Linked DNA regions of Homo sapiens: all the other regions are linked to region 3. The links are chromatin contacts, found by Hi-C in ENCODE. All regions are on one chromosome and are shown on one strand. Each heading gives the region's core, a stretch centred on a gene start or an enhancer-like site at or near the end of the contact. The rest is flanking DNA. Distances are from core to core; before and after follow the strand shown.

What was found. Hi-C counts contacts between places; a loop is a spot of excess contacts on that map. Pooled maps may share reads with other maps.
Region 1: a loop to region 3 is called in a pooled map, with 17 times the contacts of the local background. The contact joins the promoter of ALG11 here to the promoter of SUCLA2-AS1 in region 3. A Hi-C loop is called at or near these places in 6 of 50 pooled maps.
Region 2: a pooled map shows a loop between it and region 3 (11-fold over the local background). The contact joins the promoter of VPS36 here to the promoter of SUCLA2-AS1 in region 3. A Hi-C loop is called at or near these places in 5 of 50 pooled maps.

What each region holds. Positions count from the first base shown.
Region 1 is chr13:52,011,148-52,014,215 of GRCh38, forward strand. ALG11 (ALG11 alpha-1,2-mannosyltransferase) reads left to right here and starts at 1,251. Exons shown (of 4, transcript NM_001004127.3): 1 at 1,251-1,315. The coding sequence starts at 1,272. ATP7B (ATPase copper transporting beta) reads right to left here and starts at 303. Exons shown (of 21, transcript NM_000053.4): 1 at 140-303. The coding sequence starts at 190. RefSeq lists silencers at 510-849, 900-1,009, 1,020-1,119 and enhancers at 1,240-1,369, 1,420-1,509.
Region 2 is chr13:52,449,117-52,452,022 of GRCh38, forward strand. VPS36 (vacuolar protein sorting 36 homolog) reads right to left here and starts at 1,518. Exons shown (of 14, transcript NM_016075.4): 1 at 1,383-1,518. The coding sequence starts at 1,478. RefSeq lists an enhancer at 1,104-1,684 and silencers at 1,205-1,664, 1,705-1,764.
Region 3 is chr13:47,999,907-48,002,673 of GRCh38, forward strand. SUCLA2-AS1 (SUCLA2 antisense RNA 1) reads left to right here and starts at 1,499. Exons shown (of 2, transcript NR_189308.1): 1 at 1,499-1,916; 2 at 2,529-2,767. SUCLA2 (succinate-CoA ligase ADP-forming subunit beta) reads right to left here and starts at 1,367. Exons shown (of 11, transcript NM_003850.3): 1 at 1,274-1,367. The coding sequence starts at 1,363. RefSeq lists enhancers at 1,002-1,051, 1,072-1,121, 1,142-1,331, 1,708-2,767 and a silencer at 1,452-1,561.

The sequences.
Region 1 (3,068 bases), core at 1-2,500, 4.0 Mb after region 3:
GCCAAGACATCCCTGGAGCTGGGGTCTGGCTCGGCCTTCCCTGCGCACCCCCTGGGGGCGAGTAAGCGCCGAACGCGGGGAGGAAAATCCTCCTGGTGGGAGTGAGCACGCTGCGCGGACGCGGGGGAACAAAACTCACTTTCCGACTGGCCCCTTCTCTGGCTGTGATCTGTCTCTCCTGCTCAGGCATCGTCCCGCACGGACACCGAATTCTTCTCTGATCTGGCTCAGAGCAAAAGGTCACCTGGTCGGTGGAGGAGAGCGGGGTGTTAAAGTCCCGGGAGAGGAGGCGCAGAGTGTGAGGGCATCGGCGCGGCTCGGCTCTAAAGCAAACAGGGGTCCGGGAACCGCCCCTTCATTTGGGACCGGGGAAGCCGCAGCCCTCTTCACACGGATGATTCAAAGTTGCGCGCCGCCGTCCTCCCGACCTGGGGGCACGGGGATGAGAGCGTGAGGGGAGAGTGGGCCTCGGACCCTCGCCCACTCCCCAGGTGGCTGGGAGTGCCCACCCTGGAACTGCCGGCCCCGCCGGTGCCACAGTGTTCTCTGCCGTGCCAGTGCCACAATGTCCTCTGCCGTGCCGGCGCCGCAGGGCGGAGGCCTGTCCTCCTCCGCGGTCTCGGCCACCTCGCGCTGGTGCGCTCCGACACTGTACTGGGATCTCACGCGTGTGCGGGAGCGGGAGGGCAGGTGAGCTGCGCAGAGCCGGGCCGCAGACTCAGCTCCCAGGGCTCACCCACCGCCTGCGGGGAAGGTGCCCGGCGGCGCCGCGTCGGGTCCGCTCTGCGCTGCCCCCTCCTCGGACTCTGCGCCTGGCTGCCGGACGCCGTGGGTCCCAAAGGAAGCAACCGCGGCAAGAGTGAACTCCGCACCTGGAAAATCGATCCGCTGTGCGCAAAGGCCAGCCAATGGCCTCCAACGGGCGGCGGGCTTTGGGCCGGGAACGGGGGCGCAGGCGCCCAGGCGGGGGCTTCTAGTGGGGGAGGTGGCCGAGGGAGGGAGCGACGGCTGTCAATCACAGGCCACGCCCTCCTCAGCCCAACCCCCCACTGCTGTCCCGCCCACGGGGGCGGGAGCCGTGTGCGCCACGCCGAACACTAGTCTACGCCTCGGCATATTCTATTGGCTGGAAGGCCGTGGGAAGCGGCTACCAGTAACCAATAGTAACGCACAATTGGCCCGTGGGGGCGGGGCGAGCACGGCTTGCTTTCTCAGGAGCCAATAGGGAAAAGGAAAGTGAAGCGTTTCCTGAGTTCGGGGGTCGGCGGAAGATGGCGGCCGGCGAAAGGAGCTGGTGCCTGTGCAAGTTGTTGAGGTGAGCAGCCGGTCGTGTGGGCTCACAGACGTTTTCTCTTCTGTAGGGGTACTTGCCCGTCCAGTGTAGCTAAATTTTGCGGGCAAATGGCCTTCCTTGTCATGAATCTAAGGTAATTTCTCAGGCCAATGAGCAGTCTTTCTTTTTCTTGGGGGTCTTCTATATAGACTGGAATAGACTAGGTCTTAAAGACTCAATTTACCGCGTTTTCTTCTGCTTCACTGTTGGCCGAGGGGTCGAGTTCCCTTCCCTGCTTCAGCTTTTTTTTTCCCTTTCACACTCCAGTTAGTCTGTCATAAATTATTCATATTCATTCCTTATTTTTCTTTACGATTGAGCCACGAGACATTTTCCAATCTATCATGTCTCTTTTCGGTAAAGAAGAAACCGGATCTTCCTTCTCATCTTAGTTTCTACTCTTAAACTCACCAAAACTGCCATTGTTAACACGTCACTTAAATATAAAGCTTATGTTGAATCCTCTGCTTTTTGATAATCTGTTACTTTAATTTTTATGATGTAAGAAGTTACATAAAATATTATTTTATTTGTATTACGTGTATATGCTGTTTCTTCTAGAAAAATTAGAAAATAGATAAGTAAAAGGAAAAAACCCCAGGAATGCTACCATCCGGAGATAGCCACTGTTAACATTTTGGTGAAAAAACTCCCAGGCTTTTTTCCACCTTTGTTGTTGTAGTACTACTGTATTTTAAATGCCTTGCCCTCCACTAATAAAACAGAAGGCCTAGTATATTCTACCTACCTAGTTTTTTTACCACCTACATATTTTTGTTCAGGCTGAAAATTTATAATTAACACCATAGCTTCCTGAATAGCAGTATATACCTAATTCTTTCAAAAGTTCAGGCATTTCTTCTTCGTTTTTGTCCACTCTACTTCAAATTCTGTAATCATTACTTTAAACATTTTGAATGAGAAAGTCTGTTATCAGAGCCTTTTGGTTCTTCCCTGTCATACGTAATATTCCTCAGTGCTTTACATTATAATGTTTAAATAAACTCACTAACCAGACTTAAAGGACAGGTTTAACTTTAGTTATTATGCAGCTTTTAAGTTAAATGTTTAATAGTTCAGTTTGAAAAGCTTGTCACATGAATTTTCCCACCTAAATTATTTGAAGGAATTGCCAGAAAAACCTTTACATTATATGGGTCAGCTGCATTTTAAATAAGCTTTTGAAAGAGTGTCCTGAGAAAGCAAACTGTCCTCTGTAGTGTTGCTTTTATGAATTCATATATTCCAAATGTTAAATAAATGATAAATCTTACCACTTTTGTCAGACTCTGTTCATCCTTTAAGGCAGTGGTTCTCAAATTGTGCTCCATGGACCATGCAGGTCCCAAGGCCCTTCAATGGATCCTCAACAAATCTGTTTTTATAATAACATTAATGTAATATTTGCCTATTTTACTATGTTGATAAGTGCAAAAGTGATAGCGGATAAAACTAAGTGATAGTGGATTTTAATTAACAGTGTGAAAAGGTCATTGATAGGGTTTCAGAGTCTGTATTGCAACTGACATTAAGAAACTGCATAACTTGTCAAATGTGGTCTAGCATCAGAGAAGAATATCTGTAACTAGCTGAAAAGTTAAATATATTTTAAACATAAGATCAATATATATTAAAATATACTCCCTTTTCCTACTACATGTCTAAGTTAGCCTGAATTTTCTTCATATACTTCAACAAAAACAACATATCACTAGATTGAATGCAGAAACAGAAA
Region 2 (2,906 bases), core at 268-2,767, 4.4 Mb after region 3:
GCGGATCATTTGAGGTCAGGAGTTAGAGACCAGCCTGGCCAATGTGGTGAAACCCCGTCTCTACTAAATATGCAAAAATTAGCCGGGCATGGTTGCAGGCGCCTGTAATCCCAGTTACTCAGGAGGCTGAGGCAGGATCTTGAATCTGGGAGGCGGAGGTTGCAGTGAGCCCAGATCGCGCCACTGCACTCCAGCCTGGCGATAGAGCGAGACTCTGTCTCAAAATAAATAAATTAATTAATTAAATTAAGAAGTGCTAAGGCAGTAAGTGAAGTTAGGTCCAAGCAAATTATTTAAGGAAAAGACCTTTACTCACTAATACAGGCAACACAGCCCATAGAAAATGCCCTAAGAGAGTCAGAGGACCTGGGTCCAATGTCACCTGTGCCTCTAAATAGCTGTAAGCACTTACCAGGAAAAGCTGAGTTGAGGAACTTATATCAAAGTACAGCGGAAAGTGTCGTTAATAAAACGGCAAGGGAAGAGAGGTAGCAAATTAAAACTTCTGGAAACCAAAAATGCTTGTGGGTAAATGAGTTTTAAAATTTTTCTAATTCCAGTTTATCCATTTCAATCCAGGACAAGATATTTCATAGTTTCAGTAAAGTATCTACAAAATATTTACTTACACTTCCTATTTCTCCTCTCGATTTGCAAACGCACCTTCTAAGATTTATGCTTGCACTACAAGGCACGGTCTACTATTAATATAACACTTTACAAAACACGCTCAGAACGCCTTTCTAAAGCAATTAGAAAACAAAACAAAAACCCAATAGCCTTTGGCAAGGGCATTCCAATGAAGCACTGATACCTCTTTAGGAAATCCTTTCGAAGCAATCCCTCACCCCTCTGCCCAGATATGCTAATCCCTCCGACTGCATAAGGTCCAAGCTAAAGCTTCCGCTGGGGCACGGACTGTACGGCCACCGCGCCCTCCTCACAGAAAGGCGAAACGGGGCTGTCCGGTGCCGACGCCGAGGTTGGTGTCGTCAGGGGGTCTGGAACCACGCCAAGGAAGTCGACTGCCGGATCGCCGCCCGGCGCCCGCAGACGGCGAGCGCTCCTTCTCCCGGGCACTGCAGCTGTGCGCTCCCGGAAGCATTCCGGGCGGAGGGAAGCGGCCGCGATCCGCGCCTGCTGGGAACCGTGCCAAAGTTGGGACCCGCGCTGGGGAGGCAGCCGAGCGCCCCACGCCACGTGCTACCGACCGGCGGGGAGCGCAAGAGCGCTGCACCCCGCACAGAGGCCTGCCGGGCCGCCGAGGGCCGTGAGCTAAGCCGGGGACCGGGCCGCGCCGACCCGGGCCGCGCTGAGCCGGGCCGCGCGCCCACCGGGGGTCCCTTCCGCCAGCCCGTTGGGAAGGTTGGCAGACGCCCTACCTTCTCCTCGCCATCGTAGATTCGCACCCCGCGCTGCTGGATCACCAGGGTCTCGTTGATCTCCAGGAGGCCGCTGGTCCAAACGAAGCGGTCCATGGCCGCTGCCACCCAGCCCCGGCCCTCCGAGGCCGCGAGCAGCGCGCCAGGCAGCCTGCGGCGCCCCCTAGCGTCGGACGGGACGGAAGCGAGTCGGGGCGGGTGAGGGACGGAGGGAGCGGCCTGGCAGCGAGCGGGCGCGGCTGCGAGGTGCGCCCGGGGACGTGGAGACGTGCGTGGAGCGCCCCCTGGCGGTCCATTAGCCGCCGGCCTTTCAGAACCCTTGATCAGCAGGCGGTCCACCCCATTCTAAATTCAGAGCTTACAGGGACGCGAGGGAGCCCCGACCACAGCTTGGACTTGCTTATTGTGCATTATGCCTGCATGTTTGTGGCAGTTTTCTTGTCAGTGCCCAGAATGTTGCTACATTCGCTAATGATTGTAAATAATCATAACCCCTCTCTTTCAAATGAATATTTATGGCACGCATTGTTTCTGTACAGCTGCAGTCAGTACTACCTGTGCTGCTCTTTTTTTCCCTTTAAGATTATATTGTAACACAAAGGATAAATGCTTGAGGTAACGGATACCTCATTTACCCTGATGTGATTATTATACAGTGTATGCCTGTATCAAAATATCCCATATACCCCAGAAATATATACACCTATGTACCCACACAAATTAATTTTTTTTTAACTGGGGGAAACAGATTTTATTTAACCGGGCTTGATGCGCGCGCCTGTATTCCCAGCTGCTTCCGAAGCTGAGGCGGGAGGATTGCTTGAACCCAGGAGTTTGACACCAGTGGGCGACATAGAAAGACCCTTTCCCCCTCCACCCCAACTCCCCCACGCCACTCCACTCCCCCACCCCCAGGCTCAGAAAAAAAAGATTATTTTTATTTAGGCATTTTCAATATTAATACAGACCTCATGCGTGAATTTACATTTCAATATGTAGTTCCTCTATAATTTAGCTGTTTGTTGGTCTGCGCAAAGCCATCCATGGCCGCTGCTCTCACCCACCAGGCGGCCTCGTGCCCCTAGCCATTTCATTTTTGTATTTTGCTTTATAAATGGAACACCTGGCCGGGCGCGGTGGCTCACGTTTGTAATCCCAGCACTTTGGGAGGACAAGGCGGGCGGATCACAAGTCAGGAGTTCGAGACCAGCCTGGCTAACATAGAGAAACCCTGTCTCTACTAAAAATACAAAAAATTAGCCCGGCGTGGTGGCGGGTGCCTGTAATCCCAGCTACTCGGGAAGCTGAGGCAAGAGAATCGCTTGAACCCTGGAGGTAGAGGTTGCAGTGAGCCGAGATCGCACCATTGCACTCCAGTCTGAGCGACAGAACGAGACTCTGCTTCAAAAATAATAATAATAAATAATAAATAAATAAATAAATGGAGCAGCTTATAGATGTCCTTCTACAATTGATACATATTTTTCTCTTTAGGATTATTTTCTTACAGTGTCTTCCTAAAAT
Region 3 (2,767 bases), core at 249-2,748:
ATTTCCATAAGGAGAAATGAAGGCTTTTAAATGAACTTCCAAAAAGATAAAGATTTTGACTAGAATGAAAACGTATTTGTCACTAAATTCCCCATTTTCTAAAAACTAAATAGCACTCTTCTAAGATTCATAAGAAGGAAGTTCAAGGTCAAAAAGTCACTTCTATCGGGAAGCAAACTCACAGAACTCACTACCCCTAGGCTGAAAGTATGAACAACTTCAATAAAAATGAAAAAAAAAAAAAAAGGTAGGGGCGGGAGGGCCCTAAATCAATTCATACTATGACATGTATGAAGAGTTACTTCAGAAAAAAACCCAAAACTCTGGAATTGACTTAGGACACCAATAATGCCCTTCCACAGTTTTTTGTTGTCAAAGTTGGAAGGAAGATGTTTGTTTTCGAAGTTGTGGAGCCAACTCAAGTACACGGCTTTAGAACCAGACACCTCTGGGATTAAATCTCAGCTTTGATCTTACCTCCTATATGACCTAGTCCAAATTACTTGTTCTCTTAACCATAATATGTTCAACAATGATGCAGGTGTTGAATGACTTCCTCACAGTTGCTGAAAAACCTGAGAAACTACACGTAAAGCGCTTAGCACATTACCTGGCACACATCAAATATTCAAAACAAGGCCAGTAACTATTATGCTATAGCCTATCCAGAAATAAGGCTATACAAAAGATTATTTTCTTACCTCTCCAACTGGTTAGGTAGAAAACATAATCTTATTACTGCTATTAACAAGTAGAACAGTATACAACTACTTGGAGGAGAGGGGAAACTTCCCTACCTTGCCCCACAAAAGGCAAGTCAGTAAGCACCGCTGGTCCTCTGACATTCCCACCTATGACAGCTCCCAAGAAACACAAAAGTACTTTTGAAGGGCATTCCCCCCTGCCCAAAAAGGGGCGGCGCAAGTCTCAGCCCACCGTGCCAGACGCCGGAATGGCAGCAGAAAATGTCCTGACCCCCTCACCTCCACTCAGAGCCCACCTGCTCCCGCCCATCTCTTAGAAACTGCAGGAGCAGCCACGGCCGGGCCGCCGGGGATCCTCGCGGACTAAGGGCTGGGTCAGAGCCGCGCAAACATGGGCTCGCTCGTAGTCCTGGCGAGCAGCACTCCCAGGCAAGTCGCCCGAGGGCCTTGCAGGGCACCCAGAAAATGTCACTGCCGGCGAAGTGACCCCGAGCCGGGCCACGGGACCCCTCACACCTCACCCTTTCTCCTGCCGACCCTCGAGACGACAGCGGACTGGAAGGCATTACCTGAGCAGCAGCCCGCTGGGCCGTCCGAGGCCGGTGGTTCCGAAGGGTGGCCACGGCCACTAGCCTGCCGTAGAACATGGAGGCCGCCATTTCTGAGTCGGACCCCGTCCCCTCGGCGCCGCGCGCAGGCGCACAGGCGACAGGCGGCCCAAGGCGCAGCCTCTCTGCAGCGCTCACCTACGCCCCGCCTCGCGCCACCCGTTGGGGGCGGGGCCTCGGGTTAACACTGCAGCCGCTAGACCAGCTCCCTGGCGGGCGCGGAGCAAGCTTTGACCTTTGGAACTGGGCACCGCAGCCCCAATATCTGCCCTGCGGTCAGAGCAACCTGAACACTTCCTAGTGAATTGCAATGTAAAGGTGACCAGCGCCGCCACTTGGGTGATCTTAACTTCTCTCAGCCTCAGTTGCCTCATCTGTAAAATGTGTTTCATTCAAGAAATGATTACCCAGTGTCTACTTCGTGCTAAACAGCCTTGAGCCCTTGGCCTACAGCAATGAATAAAACCATTTGTGATGCTCAAAGAGAAGATGGTCGGTGTAACGCGCTTGTGATGCTCAAAGAGAAGATGGTCGGTGTCATGCGCTTCTGATGCTCAAAGAGATCGGTGTCACGCGCATCCGTGTGAAGACACCGCCAAACAGGGTGTGAGCAATAAGGCTGTTTATTTTAACTGGGTGCAGGCGGGCTGAGTCCGAAAAGAGAGTCAGCAAAGGGAGATAGGGGTGGGGCTGTTTTATAGGATTTGGATGGGTAGCGGAAAATTACAAAGGGGGTTTTTCTCTTACGGGCAGGGGCGGGGGTCACAAGGTGCTCAGTGGGGGAGGTTCTGAGCCAGGAGAAGGAATTTCACAAGGTTAATCACTCAGTTAAGGTGGGGCAGGAACAAATCACAATGGTGGAATGTCATCAGTTAAGGCAGGAACCGGCCAATTTCCCTTCTTTTGTGATTCTTCACTTGCTTCAGGCCATCTGGATGTACACGTGCAGGCTTGGGCTCAGAGGCCTGACAGTCGGCCACTAGTTACCAAAGCTGGTGGCAGGCTGGAGTCTCCAGGGAAGCTATTGATTGATTGATTGACTGATTGACAGGGTCTTGGTCTGTCACCCAGGCTGGAGTGCAGTGACGCGATCACAGCTCACTGCAGCCTCAACCTCCCATGCTCAAGGGATCCTCCCACCTCAGCCTCTGGAGTAGTTTGGGACCACAGATGTGTGTCACCAGGCTTGGTTGATTTTTTTATTTTATTTTTTTAGGGACAGAATCTCTCTATGTTGCCCAGGCTGGTCTCCAACTCGTGGGTTCAAGCGATCCTCCTGCCTCAGTCTCCCAAAGTGCTGGGATGACAGGTGTGGGCAACCACACCCAGCCAAGGATCTGGTTTTTGAAAAGATAAATAAATTTAACAAACCTCCAGCAAGACTGCAAAGAAAAAAGAAAAAGAGAAGACACAAATTACCAATGTGAGGAACATACCAGGGAATATAATTACAGA